6 separate regions of the Homo sapiens genome follow, and regions 2, 3, 4, 5 and 6 are each linked to region 1. A link is a loop called in an ENCODE intact Hi-C map of the cell type or tissue named here. Cell type or tissue: chondrocyte. All regions are shown on one strand.

Region 1 (5,000 bases):
TAGATGTTCCTTATCTACTTGGGGAAGGTCCATTATGTAAAAAGTTTATTAAGTTACTACAGCCGAGCGTGGTGGCTCATGCCTGTAATCCCAGCACTTTGGGAGGTGGAGGTGGGCAGATCACCTGACGTCAGGAGTTCAAAACCAGCCTGGCCAACATGGTGAAACCCCATCTCTACCAAAAATACAAAAATTGTCCAGGTATGGTGGCAGGCGCCTGTAATCTCAGCTACTCGGGAGGCTGAGACACAAGAATCGCTTGAACCCGGGAGCCAGAGGTTGCAGTGAGCCGAGATCGCATCACTGCACTCCAGCCTGGGCAAGACAGCAAGACTCTGTCTCAAAAAAAAAAAAAAAAAAAAGAAAGTTTACTAAGTTACTATAAGACGTTCTCTTCTTAAAAAACCTATTTAGAAAGTTAGTTTCCAGAATTAACAGTGGAAACGTGGCAGGGAGCATCTCTCTCCACATGGCTGCCTGTAGATTCCCCTTTCCTCTTTGCTCCAGGACAGACCCCTCCTCCCTCCGGGCAGACCCTCCAGCTCCCACCCACTTGGGCCTCTCCTGTGCGTCTCCCGCAGCACCTAGGCCTCTGCCCTCCCCTTGCCCGCTGGTCTCTTCACTGTCAGAGTCTCCCGTGCTCCAGCCTTTCCTTCGGTCTGGAAAATTGCCAGATCACTGAAGTGACACCTTTGGATTTAATCAGCCTTTCTTAAAGGAAAAGTTGTTTTTCTAAAGCAGATTGGAAGAATGAGGTTTTATATGCTGGGTGTTGTAATACCTGATGAGGCTTTGTTCAATACCCTATTAGCACCTTCACGGGGCAACTAGTGTGTTGGGCCAGGATTCAGGGTCACCGCCCCTCCCCTCCCAGGGAGTCCCGTGCCTACCGGAGGAGGGGGGGAGTCTCAGGAGACAAAGGAAGGTGGAACCTAGGCAGAGTCCCAGTGACACTCCTGGCCGGGGGTGCAGCGACCTGGTGGGACGTGGCCTCCTATTATCTATCCCCTCTTACAGATGAGCAAACTGAGGCATAGCAGGAGGAAGTAACTTCCCAAAGTCACATGGCTAATTTGTGGCAATCCAGGCCTGGAGCCTGAAACCCGAGTCCGAGCAGGAGAAGGTGCTTCTCTATCTTCCCCTCCGATCCTGGCCCCCAGGCGAGGGAGGGCGGGCCAGCTGGGTGGGGAATGGTTCGGGGCCTGCAGTGACCACTGGCAGGGAATTGGCCATCTGTCCCCTCCCTCTCTGGGCCTGAAGAGACAAGAAGTCTGCCTCGAAAGACAGGAAGAGCTAAGAAGAGAGAAGTGGGCAGCAGGGCCTGTGGAGGGGAAGCAGGGACTGTGGGGTCTCCTCCGGCCACCGGAAGGAGAGCCTGAGCTCGACCCCTGAGGCTGTGTCCAGGATGCCAGCCTCCCTGCAAGGGAGGGGAGGGAGAAGCCTGGGTCCAGGTGGAAGCCCCTTCAGGCCCTGCGTGGCTCCTGGGGACTGTGCCCTAATGCCTGCTCATGTCCACCCTCCCACACCTGGAGGATTGGGGCTGGGGCTCTAGGGGTCCTGCTGATGGCCTGGAATGGGGCCGCCTGCAGCCGCCCAATGGGAGACAAAGCCCTGCATGTGTCACGGGCCGGGGCCTGCCCCCAAAGACACAAACCGTGCAGAAACAGAGGGCAGCATCCCCCTTGAGGCAGAAGCAGCTGAAGGTGTTGGGGGGCAGTGGCCTGTGGCTCAGTTTTCCTTAAGATCCACCCAGGCCCCTCAGCGCCACTGCCGTGTCCTCTGGGGAGGGGCAGGCGGGGCCAAAACGCTCTTTGGTAGGTTATGTAGACAAGGTCTAAATAATTTAGACTCGGGACACATTCCAAAGGCAAACATCCTCCCTGGCTGGGAGATCCTGACACCTGCCTCTTCCAAGGGAAAGTTCCCATGGAAACAAACCGCCACTCCCACCCGCCCCAGCTGAGAGCCCTCCACCCTTAGACTCCATTCTGGAGGGCTGGAGCTTTGCGGGGCACCTTCACACTCGCCCAGCTGGTGCTTCCCTGGCTGGGGAGGGCGGGCAGGGCTCGGGGCTTGGCCGGCAGCCCCTGGGGAGGTGCATACTCGCCTCCTGGCTCCTTCCTGGCATGGTCCCGGCAGCGGGAGGCAGCTGCACCAGGCCGGAGGAGGGGCTCAGAAAGCAAACGCAAGCAACAGCAATGAGAGGGACTTGCCGCGGGGTGGTGCTCTCGGACCTCATTTGAAAGGATTGGGAGCCGGCTCTTTCAGGCAACTTCCCTTTTCGTTGGACTTCTGTTAAATTGTCTGCAAAACCCACAGGAGGACATCTGAAATGAGATACAGCATTGCTGAAATTTATCACAGCTTTCATGTTCTGTTTCCCAAGACTACTCTCCCCTCCTCCTCGAGCTCCTCCTCGTTCTCCTCCACCTTTGTCATCCGTCATCACCTTTTAACTTTCATTGTTTTAGAGAGGAGGAAACTGAGGCATTTTCCTGACAGTCTTTGAAAGAAAGAGAAAAATCAAACAAAGAGAATGCCCGTTTCATTCACCTCATAAGAAACAGGTAGGAAAAAAAAATGCTCATTTCTCCTGAGTTTGGACACAAAATCTTCCTCCTGGGTTGGCCACTAGGGAACAAAGTTCTGGTCTCTGAGAAATGCTATTAAAATATTCCGTGACTATTTCATTTTAAATGTTAATCTGGTTTCCACTCGAGTTGTGAAGAAGAAAGTGGGAGATTCTGTCGCGATTCAGTCTTCAAAAAGGTTTTGTGATGTTAGGTTTAGAGCTTTGCTTATTGATGTCACCAAATCCGGCCAGTAAAATTAAGAGAAAAGAAGTAGGTTTGCCAAATCACGGGTGCAATTGCAGATGTGTTGTTGGTTACACGGACACCTCCACCGTTTCCATGGGTCCCTCAACTTTGCATTTCTGGAGCAGGGCTGGGCATGTGTAGCATTGCTGAGCCTCCCAGGAAGAAGCCAGGAGGTGAGTGTGCACCTCCTCGGGGGCTGCCCTCCAAACCCTGGGCCCTCCCACCCCCAGCCAGGGAAGCATCGGCTGGGTGAGTGTGGAGATGCCTCTCTAAGCTCCAGCCCCCAGAATGGAGTCTAAGGGTGGAGGGGTCTCAGCTGGGGGGTAGGAGTTTGTTTCCGTGGAATCTTCCCCTCGGAAGAGCAGGTGTCAGGATGCAGGAATGAGGGTCTCCCAGATGGGCCACGGGGACCAGTTTCCTGGGAGAAGTTGCACGGGGTCCGGTTCCAGCGCCCTGAGGGAAACAAAGCCATTTTCTAGCACAGAGGAAAGAGACACTGAGGCATTTTCCTTCTGGGGTGGGCGTGGTTGGGCCACTCTGCTTTCTCCTGGTGGATTTGGTCAGAGCCTCTGAGGTCTCCCTGCATGGCACTGGGCCTGGCCTGAGCACCATGTCCTTGGCCTCAGCCTGTCCTTCCCGGCCTCCCAGGAATTCCCCCCAAGCTCCGAGGTAGACCAGATACACGTTTGTTGAATTAAAGAATTAACGTTGGCCGGGCACGGTGGCTCACGCCTGTAATCCCAGCACTTTGGGAGGCCGAGGCTGGTGGATGGCCTGAGCTCAGGAGTTCGTGAACAGCTAGGGTAACACGGTGAAACCCTGTCTCTACTAAAGTACAAAAAATTAGCTGGGCATGGCAGCATGTGTCTGTAGTCCCAGCTATTCAGGAGGCTGAGGCAGGAGAATCGCTTGAACCCAGGAGGCGGAGATGGCAGTGAGCTGAGATTGCGCCACTGCACTTCAGCCTGGGTGACAGAGCAAGACTCTGTCTTAAAAAAAAAAAAAGTAGAATTAATGTCTGCTCTGAATTCCAGAGCTCCAGGAAGCTCTGATTATAGAAACAGGCCTCCTTGTTTATGGGGGTCCCCTACTGAGGAGACTCAAAGCCTGCGGCATCCTCTGACTTTGAAGGGGCTCCTGTAGGGAGTGGTTGCAGGGTGCAGGTGCGGACATGCCAGGCTGTGCAGGGGAAAGTGGCCAGGTGCTGTCCAGAACTAGCTCCAGCGCCTCAGGCCTCCGCTCAGTGCTGCCACAACCCGGGAATGAGGGCGTCCCCACAGCGCCCAGGAGCAGAGTCCACCCCTTCCAAAGCCAGCGTCCAGGGTTGCTGCGTGACCCGCTTTCCCCCCATGCCGGTCACACTCGGTACCACTGTTGACTCAGGAAACAGCTCCCTAGCAGGGGTGGAACCTGGAGTTGGGCTCCCTAGCCACAGCCACTTGAGGTTGTTCTGTGAGGGAGCTGGCAAGCCTGGGCTGCCCTGCTCCTGCCTGCTCGGAGTGCAGCACGAGGACGAGCCGGGACCTCTCCCCCGTGTGGTTAGTAAGAGTGGATGTGCAGCTCCAGGGAGTGAGCAGCAGGCTCTTTGGTTTCATGGAATCACGGACCAGCGCTGCCTCACTGAGGTCCCCGGGAGGGCATGACAGCCTGGGAACCTCTGGAGGATGGGATCCAGTTAGAGATCTTTTCCTCGTGAGGCTCAGCATTCGGGCAGCTCCTCTGTTGGATTAGGAGGGCCCTGACTTAGATCCCAGGCAGGGCAGGACCCGGGGACATCACAGGGTGCTTGAGGGAAGGGAGAGCCTGGGGTCTGGCTGAGTAGGAGGCGGGTTCGGCAGGCATGGTGACGCCTGGGCCTGTGAGGCCGCCCTGATGCACGGAGTGTTTGGGGCGGTGGCTGTGGCCATAGCACGAAGGAAGGAAGCACTAAGCCCAGAGCCCAGGGATGGGCACCGCTGAGGACCTGCAGGGACCCCCGTCCTTGAGGGGACTTGTCTACAGCAGTGGCACCCGGTGGCAGCAAGAGTGACAGTGGTGGATTCAGAAACCCACGCGGGCTCCTGGCATTTTGAGGGTGGGGTGGAGGTGGCGAGAGGGACTTCCTGGGAAGACATTATCTGGGAAACAAAAGGGAAGGGACCAGAATTATGTCCCAGGACACAGCACGCTGCCCTGTGTTCT
Region 2 (5,000 bases), 420 kb after region 1:
AGGGCTGCAATACCCCCAGTGCATTCAGCTTACATAGATCCCAGGGCCCACATGAAACTCACCGTGCACCCTTATCATGAGAATCACCGCTGAGAGTTGTCTGGGCACACTGAAACCTTTCAAAGGGAGGAATGACTTTTTTTTGTGTTTTTAAATATTAAAAACATTAAGACTAAGACTTCGCAAGAGCTGAAATTCCTCACCTGGATTCCCCTGGGATTGCTCTTGGCCACTTTTGTATTTAAATTGAATCTTCAAACATTGCAATTATTGGCTTTCCGCTTCAAATTTAATACATTTTGTAAAAGCAGCCTTTCTGGAATACAGATTCAGAGATGGATTTTCAAAGCCCAAGATTAAGCTAAGTCTAGACAGTGTGATATTTTGACAGAAAAGCATTAACATGCAGTTGTACATTCTGAGAGTTCAGTCACTTTTCTTTCTTAAGCACATTTTAAAGAAAGTCATCTGTCTAGGAGAGTTTGGAAGCCAGCCCTCCGTGGTGCAGCAGATCGGAGTTGATGGGATGTCTGTCTGTCCATGCAGCAGTTGTGCTTTGATGGACCTGATCCCTGAGGGCCTGCTCTGGGCACAGCTGAAGACGCTGGACCACAGAACACAACAGCGGCGTCAGAAGTGGTTAAATTTCACACCCTTCGCTTCTGAGTTCCCTGCGGCCGCACGGGCATTGATGGGCGGTTCTTGCACTGATACTCTCCTCTTCAGGTCCAGCCCTCCGAGATTATTAACCTCCCAGCACCTGAGCACATTTGAGTTCAATTTAGTGATGCTTTCCAGTATGTTCGCTTTGAAATGCTCCTGTCAGGCATGAGATAAATGTGTTGCTGCAAAATTGATCCAATTGCCTGAAACACTGGGGCTACTTCCTCCACGGAGGGTCACGTTTCACAAAGGCAACCTAGTCATCAGCATGATTACATCATTTTTATATTCAAAACAACTAGTTGAGGTTAATCACCTCCGCATCTCCACATTTGAGTAAGAAAAATTATTCAAATACAACATTTTGCCAGAATTTTTTAAGATGGACAATTGGATGTATAAAAATCTATGTCCTGTTTTAGGAAAGCTTAACATTCAGAGATGTAAACTCACAATCAGAAGCAGTTGTGCTTTGCTTCGTCTAAAAATTCTTTGGCTTAATTAGGACACCATCCAGCAGAAACAGCCCTAGTGGAACACAGCATCGGTTTAGAAAATGTGGCCAGGTGCGGTGGCTCATGCCTGTAATCCCAGCACTTTGGGAGGCCAAGGTGGGCGGATCACGAGGCCAGGAGTTCAAGACCAGCCTGGCCAACATGGTGAAACTCCATCTCTACTACAAATATAAAAAATTAGCTGGGCGTGGTGGCACGCATCTGTAATCCCAGCTACTGGAGAGGCTGAGGCAGGAGAAGTGCTTCAACCCGGGAGGCGGAGGTTGCAGTGAGCCAAGATCATGCCACTGCACTCCAGCCTGGGTGACAGAACAAAAAAAAAAAAAAAAAAAAAAAAGAGAAAAAGAAAATTTTAACTCTTTGACAACCTTGAGGCTGGAAATGACACCAACATACAGGGAGCCCTTATTATAAACTTTGAAACAGAGAGAGAGAGAAAGCTGATCTGAAGTTACAAATAAGCTTTGCAGATATCAGGGTTGCACAGGCCACACATGACACCCCGGCTCCTCCATGGGGTAAAACTAGAGTCCGTGTAGTCACTGGACCACAGCAGTCACTGCAAGCATCCCATTCTCTCCCATGAAGAACTGCGGTGGAGATGACCTCTGAGGCTTCACGCCAGGAACCTCCTGGTCCCCTGTCTCTATCCCGAGACCTCTCCAACCTCCCTACAGCTGCAGGATGATTATCTGCTTCCCGCACGGCAGTTAAAATGGGAGAGTCAGCTCCCGGTTTCATAACAGAGTCCTCATCACTCTCTATCTCAGTCATCTGTACAGACATTTTATCAAGAAGCATGCGACTTTTACTGCCAAGAGTTTGTTTTAGTGAAATTAATTGAACCCAATTATAATCTGAAGTACAATGTTTAGCCACAGTTTACATTTGCGCTGTTGCTTGCAATAGAGACATTTATACTGAGACAGAATGGCCGTTTGACAGTTGGTTAAAGATTTTAGAATAAGCAACTTCCACATAGGCGAAAGCATGTTAAAAGCCAGACAATTATGATAATGGGATGCATATTCATATTCCAGAATACCACACAGAAATGAACCAAAAAAGGCTTTTCTTTTTTTTAAAGCCAAGAACAAGCACAGGTATTTAAATCAAAGTAAAAAGTACTCCAGGAACCATCTGTACCAGGGGAAAAGCCGTAATGGGTACCGGGGCTTCGGATGATTAAAGGTTCTCAGCATATGGGGAGCGACCAGTTACTGAGGGACTGGCTCTGCCGGCAGCTGCCACATGGTGCAAATTACAGAGGCAGGCGAGGCTGGGGAGGTGAGCATGGGCTGTGCTGCTCCCGATGCCCTCAAGGAATCTGGGCCAGGCCAGTGGCTCACGCCTGTAATCCCAGCACTTTGGGAGGCTGAGGCAAGAGGAGTTTCCAAGAGGAGCCCAGGAGTTTGAGACTAGATTGGACAGCATAGTGAAAACTCCTCTCTACAAAAAAATTTTAAAAATCAGCTGGAAGGGGTGCCAGACGCCTGTGGTCTCAGCTACTTGGGAGGCTGAGGCAGGAGGATCACTTGAGCCTGGGAGGTCGAGGCTGCCGTGAGCTATGATCAAGCCACTGCACTCCAGCCTGGGCAACAGAGTGAGACCTGACTCAATAATAATAATAAAAAGAAATCTGAAAAAAGACCATTTTGACTATAAACCAAACACCAAAATGAGTACTTCAAACTTTTAATCCCGACAGCGCCCTCTGGACGTAGATGTGGGTACTACAAACTGCACGGATGGCGGTTCAAACTGAGGCCGTGGGAGGGGCCGAGGGAGAAGCATGAGCAAGCTGGCGCAGCTCTTCCGTGACAGGCGGGGCTTGCCTGCAGCAGGGGGCAGGGTCGCACTGAGCTTCTGGGCTGTCAGGGTCCAGTGAGTCTGGCACGTGCATCTCAGAGCTAGGGACGAGCCTTCACCCGCCACAGCCCAGTTGGATTGAGCTCCGCTATCTTAACTCCCCACAAAGCGTGATTCCGGCCTTGAGAGCCTGGGGGCTGAGGAGCCGATACCCCTAAGGGCAGTCCCAGCTGTGGTGGGTGGAACTCCAGGCAGGGAGGAGCGGGAGGAGCACAGGGGTAGTGAGCACCCCAGGCCGGGGAGGTGGCGCGAGTCAGGGCTGTGCATTTGGAAGACACAGCACTGCCTGGGAGGGAAGAGTGATTGGCAGCTGGAGGTCATGTCCTGGCTGGCATGCTCCAGGGGGTCCCGGGGCACAGGGCAGGGGCGGAGCAGGAAGCCTGCAGTCTGTGGAGCATCCCGGCGCTTCCCTCCACCCGGGAGTCCGGGCAGCACGGCGGAGAGTCAGCGACACTGTGCTCCATCCTCCGGCCATCAGTGGCTGCTTCTTCCCAGGGCATGGGAGTGCCAGCGGGGCCCAGAGCTTACAATGGCAGCTGGTTCAGAGGCCAGAGGGGCCGGGGAGGAGCGCCGCTGCAGAGTTCAGAACCTGTCCCTGCTCTGGGCCTCCCCTCAGGGCCCAGGCCACTGCAGCCCCGCCTTGCAGGGTCCTGTGAAGGTCATGGCGTCTGCAGGGGAAGGCTGAGCAGAGCTCCCAGCTAAGCGGTCAGTCGGGCAGCCTTCGTCATTGCCAGGGTCTGGCTGCTGGTGCTCCGCCTACACCCCCTCCCCTCAGCGCCATCCACCTCCCGCCTCTCTGCGCCTCCAGAGCAGGCCGTTCACAATAGTCTGCATCACGCGATGGCGCCAGGCCACCCGGCTTTGCTCTCTGCGGTCTACGTGCGAGTTCTGGAACTGGCTCAACCCTGCAGATGGGACGGGGCCGTCTTTTCCTTACTCTGGACTAGCATGTGTTCTCACAGGGACACCAGCCTTCCTCTCCTAAATGTGGGAGGCCCTCGGTGCTCACGGCTCTGCATCCACTGGCTTCCCCGTTTCGAACAGGAGCACATGTCTGCACCTGGACACCTGGATGCTGCTGAACACGGCTAGGCTGTGTCCCCACCCAGAATCTCTTCTTGAATTGTAATCCCTGTAATCCCTATAATGCCCAGGTGTCAAGGGAGATTGAATCATGGAGGTGATTGAATCATGGGGCGGTTTTCCCCGTGCTGTTCTCCTGATGGTGAGTTCTCGGGAGGTCTGATGGTTTTCTAAGTGAGTGTTTGGTAGTTCTTCCCACATCATTTTCCTTCCTGCTGCCTTGCTTTCCCTTCAGCTTCCACCACAATTGTAAGTTTCCTGAGGCCTCCCCAGCCATTCCTCTCGTGCAGCCTGCTGAACTGTGAGTCAATTAAACCTCTTTCCTTTATAAATTACTCAGTCTCGGGCAGTTCTTCATAGCAGTGTGAAAATGGACTCATACACTGTCTCAGGATGGCATCCAGGCAGCAGGGACATTGAGGCCTCAGTTGGCTCCAGGAGGACGCAGAAACTTCCTTGTTTTGCCATGGCTGAAGGCACCAGACCTACCTACAGGGCTCAGTGGGGGAGCTCACCCTAAACTTGGAAAATAACGTAATGTGGTTGGCACAATTGCCCAAGAGAAGAGACACTGGAATGATAGCGGCTTAAGAAGTGAGAATACAAATGTACACAGCATGATGTTTCTAAAAAACGACTGAAGTACTTTTCTTTTAGCCTTTTTTAAATGCATGAGTTTTTCCTTGGTGATCGTAAGGCGCCTCTGTCTTGAGTTGCACTGAGTGGTAGGAGAATTAGGGTTTTTTTACAGAAAGAATGTAAAGAAAGCACAGTGTTAATGCACAGCTTCAGATATTCAAAATAAAACTGTGCAATTAGACAAAATGCTTGAAAGCCATGAATTGCCAGAAACAGCAAGGATTTTCTAAT
Region 3 (5,000 bases), 630 kb after region 1:
GTTCCCCAGTGTCCTGGGCAGGAAGACACCTGGCCCTGCCTGTGCTCATGGACATGGGATTTCACAGTTCCCTGCCCATCTAGGGGGTGGTGGCATGGAGACTCTAGGCAGCTGCTGATGTCTTCTCTCCCTGGGGGACACCTGGGCCCACTAGTCCACGGCACTGTTGAAAGTGCGCAGGTGACTTCGTCCACAGGTAAAACTCTTTCAGCCTGGGCCAGGATTTCAATGGCTTTGAGCTCTGGAAGCCCTCCCCAATTGGCCATCCTAACCAGACCCTCCCCAGGGAGTTCCACGGCACCCTGGGCGTTACTGAGACCGAAGTCCTGGCCATGGCTGGAAGGGGCTACCACAGGGAGTGAGAGCTCACTGCTGTGTACTCTGGAGACAAACTCTAACTGTCCCCTCCACCTCAACCATGGGGGCATCACACTTCTTGCAGTTTCTTCCAGCGCACCTTAAAGAATCTTAGCCAGCTGCTGAGAGGCCCCTCCCCACCTACTCCCAAAGCACCCCCACTCTGCATGCTCCACTCTCCCAGGGCTGCCTGTTCTGAACGTAAACCTCCCTCTCCCCTGGATGAACTCCTTGAACCCCCGGATGAAAGCACGTGCCTGTTCCATGTGGGTGCACCTGACACTTCTGCTCCTGGCATTTCTCATGCTTCACGGTCACACTTTTTCATACTTATTTTTACTCATGTGCCTGTACTCATGGAGGGAGATGGCTGGTGATGAGCAAGGGCCTCCTGCCCCAGGACCCCGGGCCTCCACCCCACGGGCAGCCTCTTCCGATCGATGCACTTTTATTTTATGTCTTGCGTTTTTGCGAGTTAACTTTTCCTTTATAATTACACAGTTGATATCTTGATCTCTGGGTGTGTCAATTTTAGACAATGGCTGTTGACATCTTGTGAAAGAGGAAGATAGTTTTCGTTGTCTGTTGCTGCACAGCCGAAACCTTAGCTTTTGTGGGACAGCAAACCATCCCCAAATAGAGAGCTTCTGAATAATGGCTGTTTATGTAGCTCACGATTTTGTGAATCTCCAATTTGAGCTGGGCTCAGTTGGACAGTTCTTGGGCTTTTCTCAGCGACCTATCTCATGATTTTGTTATTTTGAGCCCAGCTCAAATTGCTGACCCACAAGTCACGAGCTAATAATGTGTCCCTTGTGCATCAGGTCATCTGCCATTTTGCCTGGTGGCTGACTGGCTGAAGATGGTTGTCACTTACTTGCGTCTTGGTGAACAGAGGGTGTCTGGTCACGTGCCTCTCACATCAGGACCATGTTTCTCACATCAAGGTTGCAGGGTTGGTTTTAGGAACGACAGAGAGGACAGCCGCAGTGTGCATGTGTATTATTTGTTTGTTCGTTTTTGAGACAGAGTCTCACTCTGTTGCCCAGTCTGGAGTGCTGGAGTGCAGTGGCGCAATCTTGGCTCACTGCAACCTCTGCCTCCCGGGTTCAAGCCACCCAAATAGCCAGGATTACAGGTGCATACCACTACACCGAGCTAATTTCTGTATTTTTAGTAGAGACGGGGTTTGCAACGTTGGCTACGCTGGTCTCCAACTCCTGACCTCAAGTGATCCACCCATCTCGGCCTCCCAGAATGCTGGGATTGCAGGTGTGAGCCCTCACGCCTGGCCATGCCTGCAGTTTTTAAGCCTCTGCTTATGTAACATTCACTCCTGTCTCACTGGCCAGTGCAGGTCCATGGTGAAGTCCAGGGTCAGCGTGGGAGGGACACTCACAGGGCGTGAGTGTGGAGAGGCAGGAGCGAGTTGGCGATTGTTATTATCGTGCAGGCGAACCAAAATCTTGCACAGCCCCACACAATGGTATTTTCTAACTTTAGGTATTCAGAACTAACTATTCTTTAAATAAATCGTAATGTAAATAAAACAAGCCCCTCATTCTTCTTCAGTAACATGATGAGTTTCACAAAATGGTGACCTTCTTTTTTATAACACGTGGAGATTGACGTCCCTATTTCTTCAACTTTCTGAGTCCTAACTTCTGTCAGTTAACACTTTTCCCTTTCTGTTTTCAAGGGTGTTCATAATTATATTCGCTTTTACAGGGACCACCAGATTTTCTAGTTTTGTTCCTAGACTGATCCTACAGGTTAATGAGTCAATAAATAAACACACAGACACAGGTGCAGCATCCTCATCCAGAAGGCTCCAGTGAGCTTCTCTTCTGAGCATCCTGCTGTCACTCAAAAAGTCACAGACTTTGGAGTATTTTGGAATGCAGATTTTCAGCCTAGAGATGGTCAACGAGTATGTATTTCTGCAAGTATTTCAAAGCTGGAAAAAAACCCTGAAATCTGAAACGCTTCTGGTTGCAAGCATTTCCTATAAGGGATACTCACTGTGTAGGTTTTCAACAGTATAATTAAGTAGATGTTGTTCCCTTGAAAGTCGCTGGTGCCGTGATTTAGTATCAGAGTGAAACCCGCACCTTGACCACTCTCTGAGTGCTCCCAGTCATGCCACTCTGTCGTTTGCCCAAAGATTAGATGGTGACTTTCTTGTGCACTTCTGCCTGTTCGTCCAGCCAGTCCCCATTTTCTTTCTCTTACACATTGCCAAGATGTTTTTCACATTCTTCACTGTACTTTTCTATTCTATTTCTCGTCCTTTTTCCCTGGAGGCCCCTCACTCCTCACAGCATCCATATTCTAGATGTCTATACTCTCAGCAGCTCCTCCTGGCGGCTGCAACGCTGGAACTTCGTGCCATTGCTCTGCTGGCTGGGAGCCACGTTCCCCGAATGTATTATCTCCACCTTTCCCAGTTCACAATCTCACTTGCTGGAGCACAGCCAGAAACAACCTCCTAATAAAAGTATTCCAGATCCCTTCGGTGTTGAAAATTCTGTTCTTGCCCTTCAAACTTGATTGATAGGTTGCCAAGTTGTACAATGTTACTTTGAATTGTTTTCCCTCAACATTTTAAAGGAATTGCTCTACTACCTTTTAAAATCTGACCCTACCATGAGAGAGACTCACTGAGTTTGTGTTACTGTACAGGTGACTTGTGTTTTCTTTCTGTAGAAATGCTGCGGTAATTGTGACCGTTTTATCTCGGATGTTCAGTGATTTTCTAATGACATCTAGACATTTTAAAATATTAATTCTGTGGAAACCTCCATGGGCATTTTCAACCCAAAGATGCATATGTGTATACATAAGCATGTATATGTATACACATATACATTCCTGCTGTTAATACGTGTTCTATATTATGTTTTTATATTACGCTATCCACTGTGTTCATGCATGTCCTCTCTTATGCTTTTATATTGCGCTATCCACTGTGTTCATGCATGTCCTCTCTTATGTTTTTATATTGCGCTATCCACTGTGTTCATGCATGTCCTCTCTTATGTTTTTATATTGCGCTATCCACTGTGTTCATGCATGTCCTCTCTTATGTTTTTATATTGCGCTATCCCCTGTGTTCATGTTGCGTATGGACGATGCGTTGCATGTCACGCAGCATGTCACAGGTGCTTCCTCCTCCTCTGCCTGCACTTAGTTCCTGGAGCTCCTGTCCACAGGTTCCCGGGCATCAGGAGTCATCCCTCCCTGTCTCTTATTCTTTTCTCTCCTGTGTTTGCCTCTTTGACTTTTTCCTACATTCTGGTAGACTTCCTTAACTTTGTTTTCTAAATCTATTGACATTTTGAAAACCTCCTCCACCTCCTAGTTTTCCTGTGTTCCCCACCCCCAGCCTCGTGTTCTCCACCGCCCTCCACCCATTCTGCGTGCGGGCGGCTCCTCCACTCTCCGGATCCACACTGTCTTGTTTCATCACCATTTCTGTGCGGTGCCCTGAGTTCTCTGCTCCATCTCCGGGGTGAGCTCTTCTCTCTGATGATCTCAATCTTCCGCTCTTGCTGCGATGTCTTCTCACTGCCGCCTCATAGACCTTGGCCGTGCTTTCCCGGTGAAGGAGGAGGCCTGGGAGCTGGTTTGGCCCCCTTCTGCCCTGGATGAGTCTCTTGGGATTGAGCCAAAGGCCCTGATGCCGCTGCAGCCCCTCGCAGGGGACCTGCACGCCGGTTTCTCCACCTCTCCTATCTCATAATCAGCTCCCTCTGGGTCTCACCATCTAGAAGCCCGTGTTTCTCTCTCATCTGTGAGAGGCGTCCCTCCGCGCCCCCTCCTTCCCCTTCTCACTTTTCCTGGATCCATAATTCAGGAGGAGCCTCAGACAGGATGGACGCCGACTCAGTCACCTTCCCTGGGATTGTGAAGGACCAGGCTGTGGCGTATTTTTAGAAAACGCGTGGCTCACGTCTGTCTGCAAGACTGTAAACCCTGTGCGGGTGCTGTCCCGTCTCCAGCACCTCGAGCAGGCCTGGCCTTCGGGACAGACGCTCACTCACTCACTCACTCATTCATTAGTTCCTCAGATACTCACTGGGTGCTTCTGGCGTTTCAGGGATTGTGGTCGGTGCTTTGGATGGTCAGATTATAAAAGAGCCCAGAATCCCTGCTCTCAGGAAATTTATGGGGTGCAAGAAGAGACAGATCATAAAATAAATCAGCTCCATAAAGCGTACCCAATACATGCATGCATGAACGAATGAACGGGGAAGGGTCAGGGTGGGAGGGACCATTCTGAGTTCCGTGTGGATAATGCAGTGGCTGGCCACATGGCATGGACCCTGCCTTTAGGGATCTGATGCTCAGCTGCCAAGCGCCTGCTCCACACACATTTAATGCCCAGAACTGGGCATGAAAAGGACAACATCAGGCTCAGAATACACATTCCTGCACAGAATGGAAGCCAGCGGGGATAACTAGGGACCACTGTCCTCCCAGGGATGGTCATCATAAGGGAGGGGTCGTGTCCCACCACAGGGACCAGCACAGTCAGCGGGGTCCAGGGAGAAGGGCTTCTTCACCAAGCCCAGATGACCCATTTCCTGAAACCACGGGGTGTGTGCCTGAACAAGCAGATAGAAAGCACCCCACAGACAAAA
Region 4 (5,000 bases), 560 kb after region 1:
GACAAGCATGCTCCTGGCTGCCCAGGCGGCCTGTGGGCCCAGTGTACCTCGCTCTGTCTTTCGCTGGGAGCCTCACTTCCCGTCACTTGATTCCATGAGTGGCCTCTCCTCTTCCCACTCTGTGCTTGCCTTGGGCGATCCCACCCACATCTTTGATCACAATCACTACGGACAGCTGCCACTCTCGATTTTTGTGTTAATTTCAGTTCTGTGGCTCCATCCAAGACCTTGCTCCTGAACTCCTGGCTGAAGTTTTCAATTGTGAAGAGGATAAGTCTTTCCAGGTGACCTTGGAGCCCTCCAGGTCAGCACGTCTTCGCCAACCTCTTGGCCCATGGTGCATCCCAGAGGGCTCCTCATCTCTGAGCACAGACTTTCCAGGCTCTCCCCAGTCTCACAGAACAGGGGGAGCCACTCTCACACCCTCCTGCTCCTCACCCTGCACTGAGTCAGGTGTCACACTGCTGATTCCTTCTCTGGGTCCTCGCTGGCACGGCTTTCATTCAGGGCCTCATCATCGCGCAGCTGGCGAGTGTTCAGAAAGGAGTTGGTCTGATTGGCAATTGCTTTGGAAAGAAGTTCTGGCAGCGTGGGCGGTGGGTGGTGCAGGGAACCTCCGAGGTGATATGCAGGGCCTAGACCTCCCTCCTGTTTCCCTGCTGTTTACTTTAACTCTGCAGGGCTGGAAGGAAATGTTTTCATCTCTCCCATTTTGGGATTCTATTAGGTTTTACTTAGAAAAACAAAATAAAATAACTTCCAAAAAGAAAAAAATATTCTATGGGCTTCAAAATCTTATTCCACTGATGTCTCTGAAACCTTCCCCATGATTTTTTCCTGAAAGGTAATAAACAATCGGGAACTCATTAGCACATGTAGGTAATTCACACGTTTTCCCTGCTGCGGATCTCCTCTTCCTAGGTGATATCCTGTCTCAGCTTAGCAGGAAATTTCTGCTGGTTTTGCCCAAATAACATGGAAAGACTTAAGGTTGTTTTTATTGGATAGGAGAGCTGGAGACTAGACTGTACCTAAGATGCTTTATAAAGCAAATTTCTCACTGATTTTTACAGGGAAACAAAGGGCGAGTTTATGGGGTGCCTGCCACCTGTCTGCCCAGGGCTGACCTCTGGGGGCACTCACAGGGAGGGAGATGTGCCTGCCAGCACACATCTCTCTGGCAGAGAGTCCCAGCTCAAAGCTAGACATTCACCTGGCTTCTGGTCCCCAGGAAGAAGGTGGCATCCTGCTTGTTTGTGTGACAGCTGTCTTCTTTGCATCTTCTTTGCCTTCGCTCTTTCAACCATCCTCAAGATGTACAAATGACATTTGCAGAACCGGTTCATGGAGGCGGTCCTTCTAAACAATCATTGAAATGAGTGTATCTATGAGGGGGCTTCTCCTATCCATGAGGGTGTAGAAGGTTCCCGGGTTAAACGGGATGAGAGGCAAACCTTGAAAAGAATCTGACAGAAATGAGAGCCAGGAGGAGGGGGAGAAGCCCTGTGCTGGGTCCTTGGCCCTAGCAACGATTAGTGGAAATGGCCGTGCCTGCGTCGTTGAGGGCTGTTTTCCCATAATTTAGCACACAGAATGGTACAGAAAAGGGCTCCCAAGCATTGTCATACAAAAGGAGAGTCAAGCTTGTGGCAGGAAATAGCAAGAGTTTAGGCCGCTTTGTGGTTGAGTCAAGAGCTGCTTTCGACTTTCCAGCTCTTCTTCAGAGCCAAGTAGTGGCTCAAGGGGTCCTGAGCTCAGAGCATCAGGAAGCCCGGAGGGGTGCTGGCAAAAACGGACTTCAGCAGAACCCTTTCTAGGACAGTGGGGATGGGGCTGGGATTCCCCAAAGGAGTGCTACAGCTCCCACAGACTGTGGCCAACCCTACCTTCCCAGGAACCTGGGGGCCACACACGCAAAACCCTGCTTTTGCAGAGAACAGCATGCAAGCCAGGCACGAGCACCCCTGGCCTTCTGTCTCTGCCTCCAAGCAGAAGGAAGGAGAATCTCCTGTGCAAAAGGGACTATGCGGTGGGGGAGGTGGGGGGTGGCAGGGGCATGTGAGCCTGCCTGGAGACGCCTCCCCAATATCCTGATCTGGCTCTGACCATTAAACTAACACATTTATAACACATGTGCACATACTAATATATGCACATAAATTAAGGGTGTAAGTGAATAGTAACAGCCTTCTAATGTGCAGAGCTTTCTGATTTTAGGTGAATAAAAAAAATGCCAGTACTTTTGCATCAAAGAGAGAGATAAACTTGCTAATTGAAAACTGGTTTTCGTGGAGGAAAATATGGAGGCGCCAGCTATGTAAATCAGCATATGCCCAGATCTAAAAGAAATCAGGCCAGGCCAAGAGGAAATTAAGCAAATCAGGATAATGAGGAAACAACCCTAGACGCAAATTAAAAGCACTCGGGTGCTTTAGGCCATCTCAGGAGGTTGGCAGTGGACAGGTGGGAGGTGATGCGAACACGGGTTTGGAGTACCAGGCGTGTCAGTGCCGCTGGGTGGGTGGGTGCCTGCTCTCCCACCCAGGTCAGGGAGGGTTTTTCATGCAAGTTCTTAAATGCATGGATCATAATGCTGCCTTTTGCATCCAGAAAGACCCTTCAAATGCCTCTAACAACACTGGTCTCGCGCTGGCATTAGCTGTGCTTGGGTTTCCTGGGTTTAGCGACCTAAGGGGTTTACAGCGCACGGAAGTCTCTGCCCAGCTGTCAGCGCGCGTCGCCAGGGGCTGCACTGAAGCTGTGGACCCGGGATGGGGAGGAGGCTGGCGGCCTCCGAAGCAGGGTCTACAGCGGGGGAGGGCTAGCGCCGTCTGGCGGTGGCTGCGCGTGGCCAGTGCGGACCCAGGCTCGGCTCGGCCGGCGCTGCCTGCGTGTGGTCCGGGCGGAGCGAGGGTCCTTGGAGCCCGGTTCGTCCTGGGTCCCAGGAAGCTCGGCGTGCAGCGTCAGAGGCCGCGTGTGCTGGGGGAGGGAGGAGTACAGACTGTGCCTGGGGGCATCCAGGACGAATTCACAGAGGGGTGGTCCTGCCCCACCCAGGGGGTGTCGTGGGCAAAGGCCCTGGGGCCACCTGCCTGGTGCCTTGGAGGGCGTAGGGCAGGAGCCGCCGAGGCCCGCGGGCCACTGTGGGGCGCGGAACTTCAGACCAGGCACCCGCGGCTCAACTTCCGGGCCAGGGGACCCGCGGGGGCCTTACGAACCTGTTTGGCCCATTTGTGCAACAGAAATCCGCCCGCGCCTAGCAGCGTCCGGGGCCGCCTGCGCCGGATCCGCAGCCCAGTACCCTCCGCGCCCTGGACTCCGAGGAGGCCAGGTAGAGAGCGGCTCGCGCGGTCCCCGTCTGCGCCCTCAGCCCCGCGCTGGGCAGCGGGACATGCCTGGCTCCGGCGCCGCCACCTCGGCTTCCGCTTGCCCTTGAGTGCGGAGCCCGGAGCCTCCCTCGCGGTGCGCTGGGTCCCAGAGGGCCAGAGGCCACCAGGGGGCCGGCATCGGCGGGAGCCCAGCCGGGCGCGCCCTCGGCCCTCTCCCACCCACGTCCTCCGCGGCCGCCCGGGTCCAGGGGCGCAGCGGGGAGGAGACCCCGGCCAGGGCCGGGGAGCGCGAGGGCGGGGCGGGGTCCGGCGGGGAGGGGCGCGGGCGGGCGGGGACCGGGGCGGGGGCCGGGTCCGGGGGCGGCGGCGGCGCGGGCGGGAGGAGGAGGAGCTTCCCGCGCGGGGCAGGGGCGGAGCGAGCGGCCGCGCCGCGGAGCCAAGTGAGTTCGCTCCGGAGCCGCGCCGCCGCCGGCCCAGCATCTCGGGCGCCCGCCGCCCCCGCCGCCGCCGTCAGCGCGGGGATGTAGGATGCAGGCGGGCGCCAGGTTCCAGCGGCGGCGGCGGCAGCTGCAGCAGCAGCAGCCCCGGCGGCGGCAGCCTCTCCTCTGGCCGATGGACGCAGAGCCGCCGCCGCCGCCGCCCTGGGTCTGGATGGTGCCGGGCTCGGCCGGGCTGCTCCGGCTCAGCGCGGGGGTCGTGGTTCCCCCGGTGCTGCTCGCCTCGGCCCCGCCGCCCGCGGCCCCGCTGCTCCCCGGTCTCCCCGGCTGGCCGGCCCCGAGCGAGCCGGTGCTCCCGCTGCTGCCGCTGCCCTCTGCGCCAGACTCCGCCGCCGCCGCCGCCGCGCACCCCTTCCCCGCGCTCCACGGGCAGGTAACGTGTCCCCGTCCCGCCTCGGCCCGGGTCGCCGTCTCCCCTGCTCCTGGGCGCGCCCTGCCCGGCCCGGCTCTGGCCTCCGGCTCGCGCGCCCTCCTCCCCGGCGGTCCTCGCCGCCCCAAACCCTCAGGACGGAGCCCGGCAGCCGTGCCTCGGCGAGAAAGTTCGTGCTTGGACGCCCGGTCGTCCACCTCCGCAGCTTTGGCAGGTGCCTCCGGGTGTCTGGACGGAGCCGTGGAGGGACCCGCCGCCCAGGCCCGCGTGGGGACCGCAGGGAACTCGCGCCACGCCGGGGGTCACTGTCCATCGCGAGGTGCTGAAGTGGCTCCGTGACCGCCGCGGGCCGTGGCTGACATCGCGGAGAAGTTAGGACTTTCACAGTCTCTGCCAGACTTGAAAGCAAGCTGGAAATCGATAGCTGTTTCAGCTGTTTCAGATTCTAATCTGGTTTGGGTTTTTCCCCCTTTCATTTGAAAATAGACTCAGGGCAATGCTTAAGAGAATTCCAACCGACGGAAGTGGCCGGGAAATCCTGCCTTCGGTACTGAGGGATGTTACCGGAGATTCCCCTGCCCCAGGCCTGCCGGAGTCCACCACATTCGCTAATGCCACACTGCACTTTAGAACTAGAGTTTGGCTTTTAAGACATGGGATTAAAAAGAAAAAGTGACTGAACCTTTGATAAATGGTGCAGCAGAGCTAGGCGGGCTGGTTTGGGCAAGATTCATTGTCAGCTAACTATGCAGATGCATTTAAATCAGGGAATAGCGTGCATTTTATTCCAAGGATTGACCTCAT
Region 5 (5,000 bases), 1.7 Mb after region 1:
ATTGCCTGTGAGCCCATAACTCTCTCAAAATGTATTTTAAGCATCCCATCACTGGCACATGGAGAAGAGGATGTAACAGTCTACGTGGATGCCTGGAGATGAGGCAGCTCTGCAGGAGACCAGGACCTGGGCGGGAAGGGCATGTGGAAAAGGGGTCAAGGGTAACACTGGGACCCATGGGGACTGTGGGCAGATGGGCAGAGAGAGTGGGGCTTTGGAGAAGCAGGGACAGGGTGGCTGCCAGGGGCTTTCACAGGCAAGAAGAGAGAGGGAAACAGGTTTCCACCCAGGGTGCCCAGTCCCAGGGCTGTGTCGCCCCAGACTCCAGCTGAATTCCCCCAAAATAGCAAGGTTTTGTGTGGAAATTAACCGAACTTATAACTTTGACAGGTCATTTGAGTGTGGGAACAAGGCTAGTTTGCCAAAATGATTCTTCCCTCTTTAATTAAAATCTTTTATGAACTGCCAAGCTAATACCTTCCCCTAAGACAGACAAGATAATGAGCCCACATCCATCAACCCAGGCCGGCAGCCATCCACAGAGACCGGGGTGGGCTCAGGAGAGGGGAGCCAGCCCCCACAGACACCCCGTGCTCTCGCTTCAGGGACAGCCCCAAACGCAGGCAGGAGTCCCTTCAGGACACACATCAGCCCTGTCAGAAAGTCCCTGCCAGAAACAGCGTGGCTCAGCAAGTGGCCTCCAGCCCAGCACTTTGCAGGTTGCAATGTCCCCCACCACTTCTACTGCCATGCACTCGGAGAGGCCACAGGGCCACCTGAAGGGCAGGGCCCGGTCCCAGTGGGTCCCAACTTGCTCTCTCGGTCACTGAGTAGGGCGGGTTTTAGAGGCCAACAGGAACCACCCCCTAGGCCCCAGGAGCCTCTGTTAGGACCATAGCCATTAGCACAGACAGGGCACCAGGCAGGGACAAAGGCCCAACACAGCCCAATCCAGACCCAGCCCTCCCTGACACAGGGGCAGGCTCTGGTAAGAGACTGTCTACCAGCCTGGTTCACCCCTCAGTGGCGGCCCTAACCCCATCTTTATTTCACTTCATTAGAAACATTTCAAACACAGACAAGCATAGGGACACACACAACAAGTGCCCAAGTGTACACCAGCAGCCTATAACCACACCCCTCCTAACCCCTTATATAATACCTATGAGTCTACACTGACAGAATGATCAAATAGATGAGTAAATGCAGAGAAGGCTGTGTGCAGTGGCTCATGTCTGTAATCCCAGCATTTTGTGAGGCCAAAGTTGGAGGATCAGGAGTTCAAGACCAGCCTGGGCAACATAGCAAAACCCCGTCTGTACAAAAAATACAAAGAAATTAGCCAGGTGTGATGATGGCTGTGGTCCCAGCTACTTGGGAGGCTGAGGTGGGAGGATCGCTTGAGCCCAGAAGGTCGAGGCTGTAATGAGCTGTGTTCGCACCACTGCACTCCAGCCTGGGTGACAGAGAGAGACCCTGTCTCCAAAAGAAAAAAAAATGGAGAAAAGAGATGAATATGCAGAAGTCTCCACGCAGAACCCAGCAATTTATGGGCTCCTCCCCCTCAGGGACACTCATTCAGCGTAGGCTGCACACAGGGACTTCCAACGACACCCTATAGAAGGAGGGAGAAAGCAGAACTGGGGTGGAGACGTGCGAGGTGACCAAGGTCAGCGCCGCAGCCAGAAGGCGTGTCAGCAGCGTGTAGCCTCGATGTGATGGGAGGGGGGCGGCGCCTTGCCTCTGCGGGCTTCCTCCCAAAACACCGCTGCCCCAACCTGACCATGAGAAAACCCCAGTCGAGAAAGAGCCTTCAAAATACTCTCACACCGTCACGATCACCAGAGACAAGGAGAGTCTGAGAAATGCTGCCGCCAAGGAGCGTGAGCAGACGGCGACCCGGTGGGATCCTGGGACAGAAAGGGGACCTCAGCTGTATGGACTCTAGCTAATAGTAACGTGTCACTATTTGTTCGTTCATTAGAACAAATGCACGTCGCCTGTGCAAGATGTTCACGGGGGGAGGCAGCAGGGGTTGTAATAAGAACTCCGGACTAGCTGCTCATTTTTTCTGTAAATGTAGAACTGTTCTAAAAATAAAGCCTATTGGTGTTTTAAAAACCCGAACCTCAACTGTCCCCAAGGTCCCTTGGCTCCCCTCTTCGAGGGGACGCAGAAGGTTCACTAGGGCTAAGGAACAAAAAATTCCTGGGGAGGGCCGACTCTGGGGAAGCGAGGCCAGGCCTGCGACGCCCTGCGGCTCGAGTGCTGGGGCCCAGGCCCGGTGGCTGCAGCGGCCAAGCCGGCCCAGGCTTGGGGAGGCGGGCAAGGCGCCCCAGTGAGCTGGGGCTGGGGCTATGCCAGCTCCGCTCCCTTCTCTGGCCCAGGTCGCAGCTCGGGCAGGACGGGACAAGTGTGTCCCCCGCACAACCGTGCACCCCGGGCCAGGATGCAGCGCCCACCCTGAGGCCGCTCGGACCCCAACCAGACAGACCCCCGGGTCCCCGGGGACGAGGGGGCAGGGCTCCAGGTGTCCAGGGATCCGCCCTGCTTCCCGGCAGCCGCCACTCCCAGCACGGCCGCCCCCAAGCCTCAGGCGCTGGTTTCCCAAAGGTCCCGGCCCCCTCGAGCTTGGAAAGGCTCGGCAGCCGCAGGCAGCGGGGCGGGGCTCTGAGCCGGACCCTGTGGGCCCTGCCCCGGCCACGCAGGCACCGCGGACTCCACTCCGCTCCCGCAGGTAGAGCACGGTGCGTGCAGGCAACGCCCGAGCCGGCCGCAGCACCAGGTGAGCCCCGCACACGTGTGCAGGCATGCGCCCCCGGCTTGGCGCGCCCCCGAGACGTTCCAGCCGCTTCGTCTGCGAAGGAGGCCCGGACAGGCCGGCCGCGCGCCCTGGACCCAGCACACGGCGGGGCGCGCGCTCCGGCACCCGCGGGCTTACTCTTGCGCTCTCCTCGGTCCTCGCACGCCCCCTGGCGCCAGGAGACCGCCCCTGCAGAAGGCGAGGTCGGGCTGAAGCGCGGTGCGCAGCGCCCTCGCGTGGACACGCGCCGCCACCGCCCGCCGCCGAGGTCTGCAGCCGACGTGGCCTACCTGGGACTTGCCGCGCGCTGACCTCGATGGTGCAGCAGCGACCAGGGTACGAGGGCACCATGGACCGTTTTGCATACGTGGAAACTGAGGCTTTCGAGGTCCTGGAGATGGTGCATTGACTCCGCATATGACAGTAGATTCAGTTCGCGCCCCGGCCTTGTCCCTCCAAATTCACACAAGGCCGCAGCGGCAGCAAAGCTCCCAGTTGGCGCGGGGCCCTGGACATCACCTGCCGTCGCTGGCCCCGGGGTGTCCCTGCAGCCCCAACGTCCAGGGCACTCTGGGACCCAGGACAGGGACCCGACCCAGCCAGGCAGGGCTCGTGACCAGCTCCTACCCTGGCGTCTGGTTCCAGGGCTGCTGGTTCCTGCACGCGCCCTCCCCAGTAGCACCACCTGGACCCTGGCACCAGGGGCTGCGTACCTCCCCGGATGCGTGGGGCAGACCCCTCCAAAAGGGATGTGCACAGGCCGCCCCCAGGAGTGCGTGCCCGGAGCCTGAGCAGCCCTTCCCGGCCTGGACCCCCGATCCCACCCCTGTGTGCCCCAGGGCCCCGGGGAAGGGACAGAAACAGGGTGGGAAGCAAGAGGGGCAAACGTGAGCGGGGCGATCTGTCCCCTGAAGCTGCCAAGACCCAGGACTTTCTAAATTCACAAGGCAGCCTTCCCGGTCACTGGTAGGTGTATTTGTCAAGGTAAGAGGACAGAACAGTTTAATGTTTGTTCGCTTGACTTAAAACTTCCAGTATTTGCGGCCGGACGCGGTGGCTCACGCCTGTAATCCCAGCACTTTGGGAGGCCGAGGCGGGCAGATCTCGAGGTCAGAAAATCGAGACCATCCTGGCTAACAGGGTGAAACCCGGTCTCTACTGAAAATACAAAAAATTAGCCGGGCGTGGTGGCGGGCGCCTGTAGTCTCAGCTACTCGGGAGGCTGAGGCAGGAGAATGGCGTGAACCCGGGAGGCGGAGCTTCCGGTAAGCCGAGATCGCGCCACTGCACTCCAGCCTGGGCGACAGAGCGAGACTCTGTCTCAAAAAAAACAAAACAAAACAAAACAAAAAACTTAGTGTTTGCACACGGCATGGGAGGATTTCTATCTGAACTGCTGCTCCCAGGGTGCCCACGGCGACCTCACCCTCTGGAGACCCAGGTAACGGATCCGCCGTAAGAACCCAGCGGGGTGGGTGCTCCCGCCCGCGTCAGACCTGCCTTCAGGGAGAATCCGTCCCCCACCCCAGGCCTAAGCACAGCGCTTGCTGTGATCCGGGAGAAGCAGGATCCGGAGCCTGGTAATGAACCCTGGCTGAGCCACTCGCCCCTTGGATAAGAGCTTTGGCAAATTCCTGAGCTTGTTTCCCCACCAACAAAAATAACCCCCAAAACGCCATCGTGCTGGGGGGCCCTCGGGTTCTAAATAGGCACCGCGCTTCGGGCAGGGCATGGCCTTCACGGTGGGCTGCTCCTGTGGTGCCAGCGTTCTCTCTCCTTCTGGCAAAGCCGGTCCTGGGCACCTCCTCACCCTCTCTGCCTACCATTAGGACCAATATGGGCCCATCCACAGCCCAGCACTCCACCCTGCACCCAGTGCTGTCCCTGGACACCCAGAGGAACATGTCTCCCTCCCAAGCCACAGGAGCCAATTCACTGACTCCTCACACCTCATAGGGGTTAAGAGGGCAAACTGCAGCCAGGAGGCCCAGAGTCAAATCCCAGGTCCAACAGGTACTATGACCAGGAGCAGTGTGCTTCACCCATGCCTCAGTTTCCCCATCTGTCAAATGGGGCTGAAGATGCCTACCTCATAGGGTTGTGGTGAGAATTAAATGACTTAATACATGTCAACTATTCATGACAGCACCTGTTTGCTGTGGTGGTTTCAGCATCAGGTGGAGAGTATGTCCCTGCA
Region 6 (5,000 bases), 1.2 Mb after region 1:
CCATGGACAGCAGGGACCATGACCCTGGCCAAGGTGAGCCACAGGGAGGGTTTGACCCCAAGACGCATGTGAGATTAGGCAAAAAATGTGTACCATTACAATTACTCTTGAAAATCTCTAAAATCCCAGTTTTTTGTGTATTAGCTACATATCCCTGTGTAATAAATTATCCCTAAGACTTAGTAGTTTAAAACAATGAGTATGAATTATCTTGCAGGTGTCTTCTGAGGGGAGTCAGGAATTTGGGTGTGGTTTAGCAGGGTGGCTGTGGCTCGTTTCCTCCTGGGGTTGCATCAGGGTGTCTGCTGGGGCGGTGGTCTCATCTGAAGACTCCATGCAGGGAGGATCTGCTTTGATGCTCATTCCCACGGTCATAGGCAGAATTCAGTTCCCCACAGGAGTTTCAACTGGGGCCTCACAGAATTCAGTTCCCCACAGGAGTTTCAACTGGGGCCTCACAGAATTCAGTTCCCCACAGGAGTTTCAACTGGGGCCTCACAGAATTCAGTTCCCCACAGGAGTTTTACCTGCGGCCTCAGTGTCTGTCTGTCTTTTGGAAACGTGCCTTCCTTGGTCCCTTCTCATATGGTTCCCTCCAAAGGGCAGTTCACCACATGGCAGCTGGCTTCCCCCAGGGTAAATGAGTGAGGTCAATGTCTTCATAAGATATTCTGAGAAGTGAAGACCCACTGCTTCTGCCATATTCTATTTGTCATAAATGATTCACTATATCCAGTGCACAATCAAGGGGAGGGGACTCCAAAGGGTACAAATACCAGGAGGCAGGAGTCATCGGGGTCATCTTAGAGGCTGTCTACCACACCACACCCTCATTAGCCATATGATGTGGTGACAGGATGCTTACTCTGGGACAGGCACATGGGCACTGAGACTGACTGGAGAGCGTCAGTCAGGCTCCCATGCTCACTGGATGTTCTGAATGGTTTTCTCTCTCACCTGAGTATATATTAATATGTTATGCTGAAGATGTGTAGTTTAATATATTTAAATTAAATATGCATAAAACATGGCACTGCTCTAATTTTATATATGTGTGTGTGTGTGTGTGTGTGTGTGTGTGTGTGCCTGTGTACATATGAAATAAATAATTCCAGAGGACTGACAGTGAGTTAGAGGAGGAAAGTGAGGAATGAATGGGTACAAGAAACCAGTTCAGAAGAAATGGTACAGGTGGGGAACAGAGAACATCTTTGGACAGAAGTAGATGGAGGGAAGTATTTGAAAGGCATTTAAGATTTCAGAAGCGTTTGTGATGGACCAGTTTGATCCAGAGAGAAGAAGACAAGGGGTTAAGATTTCTTCTATATTAAATAGAATTTCTCATGTATTCAATCTAGGTCATGCTAATAAATCAAAGCCGGTGTCTGTGGTTGGGAGGGTGCAATTCACGGGAGAAGGACAGATGCCCTTTGTCTTAAGTCCAGGATTCCCCTGGGATTTCTGCACCACAGCCTCGGCCGTGCCTCCCAGTGTGCATGGTGCAGAGCTCAGGGGACATGAGCAGCACCGCTGCACTGGGCAGAGGTGAGGGGCTGGAAGGTCAGGCCCCTGGCCATCCTAGAAAAACATTTCCCATTGCCTGCTAAAATTTAGGGTACAGGTGGCCACTTGATTTCTTTCAATGTAGGCCTTCCTCTTTGAGAAGAGGTTTTATATATATGTGCTTTTTATGATGCTATGTTTTGAAGTGCACTATTCCAAGGGTTTGGAGCAAGGAAAGAGGAATAGTGGGTGAGTGGAGGGAGTTGGCTGGGTGTCTGGACAACACGGTAGGGTCCCCTCAACCTTTCCCATGTGTCTGCATTGCCTGGCCCTCCATGCTGGGTACGGCCGCCTGCTTTGTGCTTCAGCTACCCAGAGACGCCTCCTTCCCTACCTGCCTCCTCAGCCTTTGACTGGAAAGATGCTGAAAGATGCTCATTTGCCACTCAAGATTTAACAAGTCTGATGGTTGTTTTCCTTCTAATATCAAGAAGTTCACATTGCCAGGTGCTCTGGTTCATAATAAGAGTTATTTCTCCCTGGAGAGACATTTTCTGATCTTGTTAAAGATGAGATTGTGACAGTATCTATAATTAAGAATAGTTAGATGCCAATGTGGGAAGACGTGTTTGAAAACCTCTGGATGATAATCTCCATTTAATCATTAAGTTAAATTGAATGTGACTGAACACTCAATCTTGCCTCATGTGGCCCCCTTTGTGGCAGCATAGAGCTCTCTTTGTGCATTGGACAGTCTATTGGTGATGGATTCTGTCTGAGTAGGTTCGTAGGGGTTGTTCCCAGTGCACCGATTTTAAAAGTGGCTTTTCCTTTTACACCTGCATACAGTGTTCATTGACTCTCATTCCCAATGTGTTTTGCATGCCTCCCAGTGGAGAGAGGGGAGAAATACAGACAGGACTCCATAATCCGCATGGGCCCAGGAGGCTTGGCAGAAGCCAATTGCTGGAATCACCAGAATTGTATGAGCCTCGCATTTCAGTCAAAGGCATCACTAGGGACAGTGTAGTTACTGCAAGATCTGCTCGACACAGGAGTGGCTGGAATTAGTAAGTGGTCATGGTGTGAGCTCCTTCCTTCTATTTAATAATTTTAAATTTTGAATTATTTGTCTTTTTATTGATGCCTAGACTTCTTCCAAAGTAATCTGGAAACACAACACTGAGGCTGTAAAATAAAAAAGCAGTCAACATAAATAAAAAGATGAGAGACCACTTCCAATGCTCAAGTGGGGCAGCTGGGCACCAGGGGGAAGCACAGATTGAGCCTGATGGGAAATCCTAGGCCAGGTCCTACTGCTGCGACCAGAGGCAGCAATTAACCCTGAGCTTCCAAACAGCCAAGGGAACACAAACCAGGTCACATGGCCCTCAGGCCTGATGAAGAGGAAAGGTTGCCACCAAGACAGTCACCTTACTGGTACTGAACGTGGAGGGGAATTTTCCTGAATGTTCAGCACAGCAGACTTACAATGAAGACAGGTTCAATAATAAGGTTGGTTTTTATGTTTTATTATTTTTTATTTTTCAGAGACAGGGTCTTGCTCTGTCACCCAGGCTGAGGTGCAGGACCACAGTCACAGCTCACTGCAGTCTTGACCTCCTGGGCTCAAGTGATCCTCCCACCTCAGCCTCTAAAGTAGCTGGGATTACAGGTGCACACCACCACGCCAGGCTAATTTTTGTATTTTTTATGCTTTTTGTAGCGACAGAGTGTAGCCATGTTCCCAAAGCTGCTCTAGAATTCTTAAGCTCAAGCTATCCACCACCTTGGCTTTCCAAAGGGAAAGGATTGCAGGCATGAGCCCCCGCAGCTGGCTGAAGCTAGAAAGTTCTCAGCAGCAGGATTTAGCTGAGGATTTCACGTCAGGCTCAATCTGCACCTCCCCCTGCATTCAGCTGCCTCACCCAAGGATTAGACCCAAGGATTTTTTTTAAAAAAATCTTTGATTCCTAAAAACTAGAAATGAAATTCTGAAAACAATGCATTAAGTTTCAAGGATATATGTCTGGGCTGCTATTTAATAATGTGTTGACATCAGTAAGGAGTAATTCACTTTGGTTCCCTTGGCACTTTTCCCTGGACGTTCTAACCCTCCAGATAATCTAGAATTTTCTCTCTTTCCTTCTTGTTCAGTCTTCACCAAGACCAATTTCCATGGCCTCTACACCAGCCAGTGAATCTCAAGGTCACCCAGGAGGAGTTGCTGTGGCAGATTGAAGATGACTGCATTCTCTTTCACACTCACTCCAGTGTTAACTGTTTGCTTCTGGTCCCTCCAATTGAATCTGGGTGGGATCTGGAATTGCTGTGACCAGTAGAATACAATGATAGAGATAAGCCTGTGCATTAAGAAATGGCAGCTTTCACTTGCCATCTCTAGGATGTTTGTTCTGGGGGAAGCCCCCCAGTCTGACTGCACTAAGCTGCCATGTTCTCAGGAAGCTCAATTAGCTTCAGGAGCGGCCTTGCAGCTATGCCAGCCAGCACCAGTAGTTCCAGCCATCCCAGCCCAGGAGACAGACACATCTTGGACATTCCAACTTCAGCCACATCACTTGGAGAAGTATCAGAGCCAAAGATATGTGAGCTCAGTGGAGCTGACTCAGCTGGCTCCAGCCCATCAAGCCACTCCAGCTGAGGATCCAGGCTGTGCTTCATCCAAATTCTGGAACTGGAACTGCAGAAGCATAAGCCTAGTAAAACGTTGGTTACTTCATACCATCATATTTTGTTTCTTTTTGTTTGTTTTTGTCTGTTTTATGCACAGATAACTAACCAGAAGGTTTGCACATTGAAATGTATATCCTTATCCATTCTTCCATCCAGTTGTTACTTGGAGTTATCTGAGGACACCCCACATTATCCAGCTGGCTAAAAGGAGAATTAAAAAAAAACAAATATGGAGCGAGACTGAGAGAGAGATGATAGAAGGAGAGAGAAAAAGAAGGCAGGTGACAGAGAGAGGAGAAGAAAAAAGAGAGAGCTAAGGAAAGAAAGGAAAGAGAGGGGTTAGAGAGAGATAGACTAGATGGATAACAGATAGATAGAAAAATAGATATTTGGTGAATTAATGGATAAATGGGAGAAAAACGAAGCATTGGTGCCTTAGCAATGTGAAAAGAGGTGCCCTGTCTCAGATGGGCCAGCGAGGCCAAGCACCTGGAATTCAGGAAAGGAGCCTTGTTCAAATGTAATGATAGTTTATGTCTACAAGAAAAAGGGGCCCAGTTGGTCCAAATTAGCATTTTAAAAAAGAAAACATTTGTTTTCCTGCCACTACCGTGGACCAGCAGAATTCACCACACATTAGAGGTTTTCTAATTCACTGGCAGAGGCAATTTACAGCAAACTTCATAAAGCAAAGGGCCCTGCTTGATGGTTGAAGAAGAATGAAATAAAATAAAATTGCTTGGTGTCTCTCCACAAGGCCACCCCCAAGGCCAATTGGGCTTCCTCACAGCATGGGGGCTTAG

What was found. Hi-C counts contacts between places; a loop is a spot of excess contacts. Peaks named below come from ENCODE experiments on the same cell type or tissue, not always from the same donor. Only the 100,000 strongest peaks of a DNase experiment are listed, where the experiment ranks them.
Region 2: a loop joins it to region 1, with 8 times the contacts of the local background. A loop is called at or near these places in 27 of 110 quality-filtered maps.
Region 3: a loop joins it to region 1, with 4 times the contacts of the local background. A loop is called at or near these places in 4 of 110 quality-filtered maps.
Region 4: it touches region 1 in a loop (13-fold over the local background); 2 of 110 quality-filtered maps call a loop at or near these places.
Region 5: it touches region 1 in a loop (9-fold over the local background); 60 of 110 quality-filtered maps call a loop at or near these places.
Region 6: it touches region 1 in a loop (4-fold over the local background); 8 of 110 quality-filtered maps call a loop at or near these places.

Annotation. Positions count from the first base shown.
Region 1 is chr10:131,872,310-131,877,309 of GRCh38, reverse strand. It overlaps LOC105378565 (a long non-coding RNA gene), which reads left to right and starts at 1,983. Exons shown (of 2, transcript XR_946487.4): 1 at 1,983-2,567. It overlaps LOC105378566 (a long non-coding RNA gene), which reads right to left and starts at 1,859. Exons shown (of 3, transcript XR_946488.1): 1 at 1,655-1,859. In chondrocyte, CTCF peaks have their summits at 2,012 and 2,217; DNase peaks (open chromatin) are centred at 1,589, 2,199, 4,199 and 4,729.
Region 2 is chr10:131,452,204-131,457,203 of GRCh38, reverse strand. No RefSeq gene overlaps it. Among named protein-coding and RNA genes, the nearest start is that of TCERG1L, 140 kb to the right of the region's middle. RefSeq lists enhancers at 2,893-2,962, 2,494-3,038. In chondrocyte, CTCF peaks have their summits at 2,681 and 2,890; no DNase peak of the experiment used is centred here.
Region 3 is chr10:131,239,951-131,244,950 of GRCh38, reverse strand. The region is part of intron 4 of TCERG1L (transcription elongation regulator 1 like); the gene reads left to right. Among named protein-coding and RNA genes, the nearest start is that of TCERG1L, 69 kb to the left of the region's middle. In chondrocyte, a CTCF peak has its summit at 2,701 (motif pointing left); no DNase peak of the experiment used is centred here.
Region 4 is chr10:131,310,493-131,315,492 of GRCh38, reverse strand. It overlaps TCERG1L (transcription elongation regulator 1 like), which reads left to right and starts at 3,772. Exons shown (of 12, transcript NM_174937.4): 1 at 3,772-4,199. The coding sequence starts at 3,858. LOC101927461 (a long non-coding RNA gene) reads right to left here and starts at 3,637. Exons shown (of 3, transcript XR_242763.6): 1 at 3,219-3,637; 2 at 1,214-1,359; 3 at 1-837. In chondrocyte, a CTCF peak has its summit at 2,843 (motif pointing left); DNase peaks (open chromatin) are centred at 522, 4,032 and 4,152.
Region 5 is chr10:130,188,288-130,193,287 of GRCh38, reverse strand. It overlaps LOC124902561, which reads right to left. Exons shown (of 2, transcript XM_047426136.1): 2 at 1-5,000. The coding sequence starts at 3,220. The coding sequence ends at 2,063. Among named protein-coding and RNA genes, the nearest start is that of GLRX3, 54 kb to the right of the region's middle. RefSeq lists silencers at 2,620-2,739, 2,790-3,119 and an enhancer at 2,961-3,461. In chondrocyte, CTCF peaks have their summits at 2,733 and 2,999 (motif pointing left); DNase peaks (open chromatin) are centred at 1,685, 2,499, 2,944 and 3,405.
Region 6 is chr10:130,684,280-130,689,279 of GRCh38, reverse strand. No RefSeq gene overlaps it. Among named protein-coding and RNA genes, the nearest start is that of MIR378C, 280 kb to the left of the region's middle. In chondrocyte, a CTCF peak has its summit at 2,385; no DNase peak of the experiment used is centred here.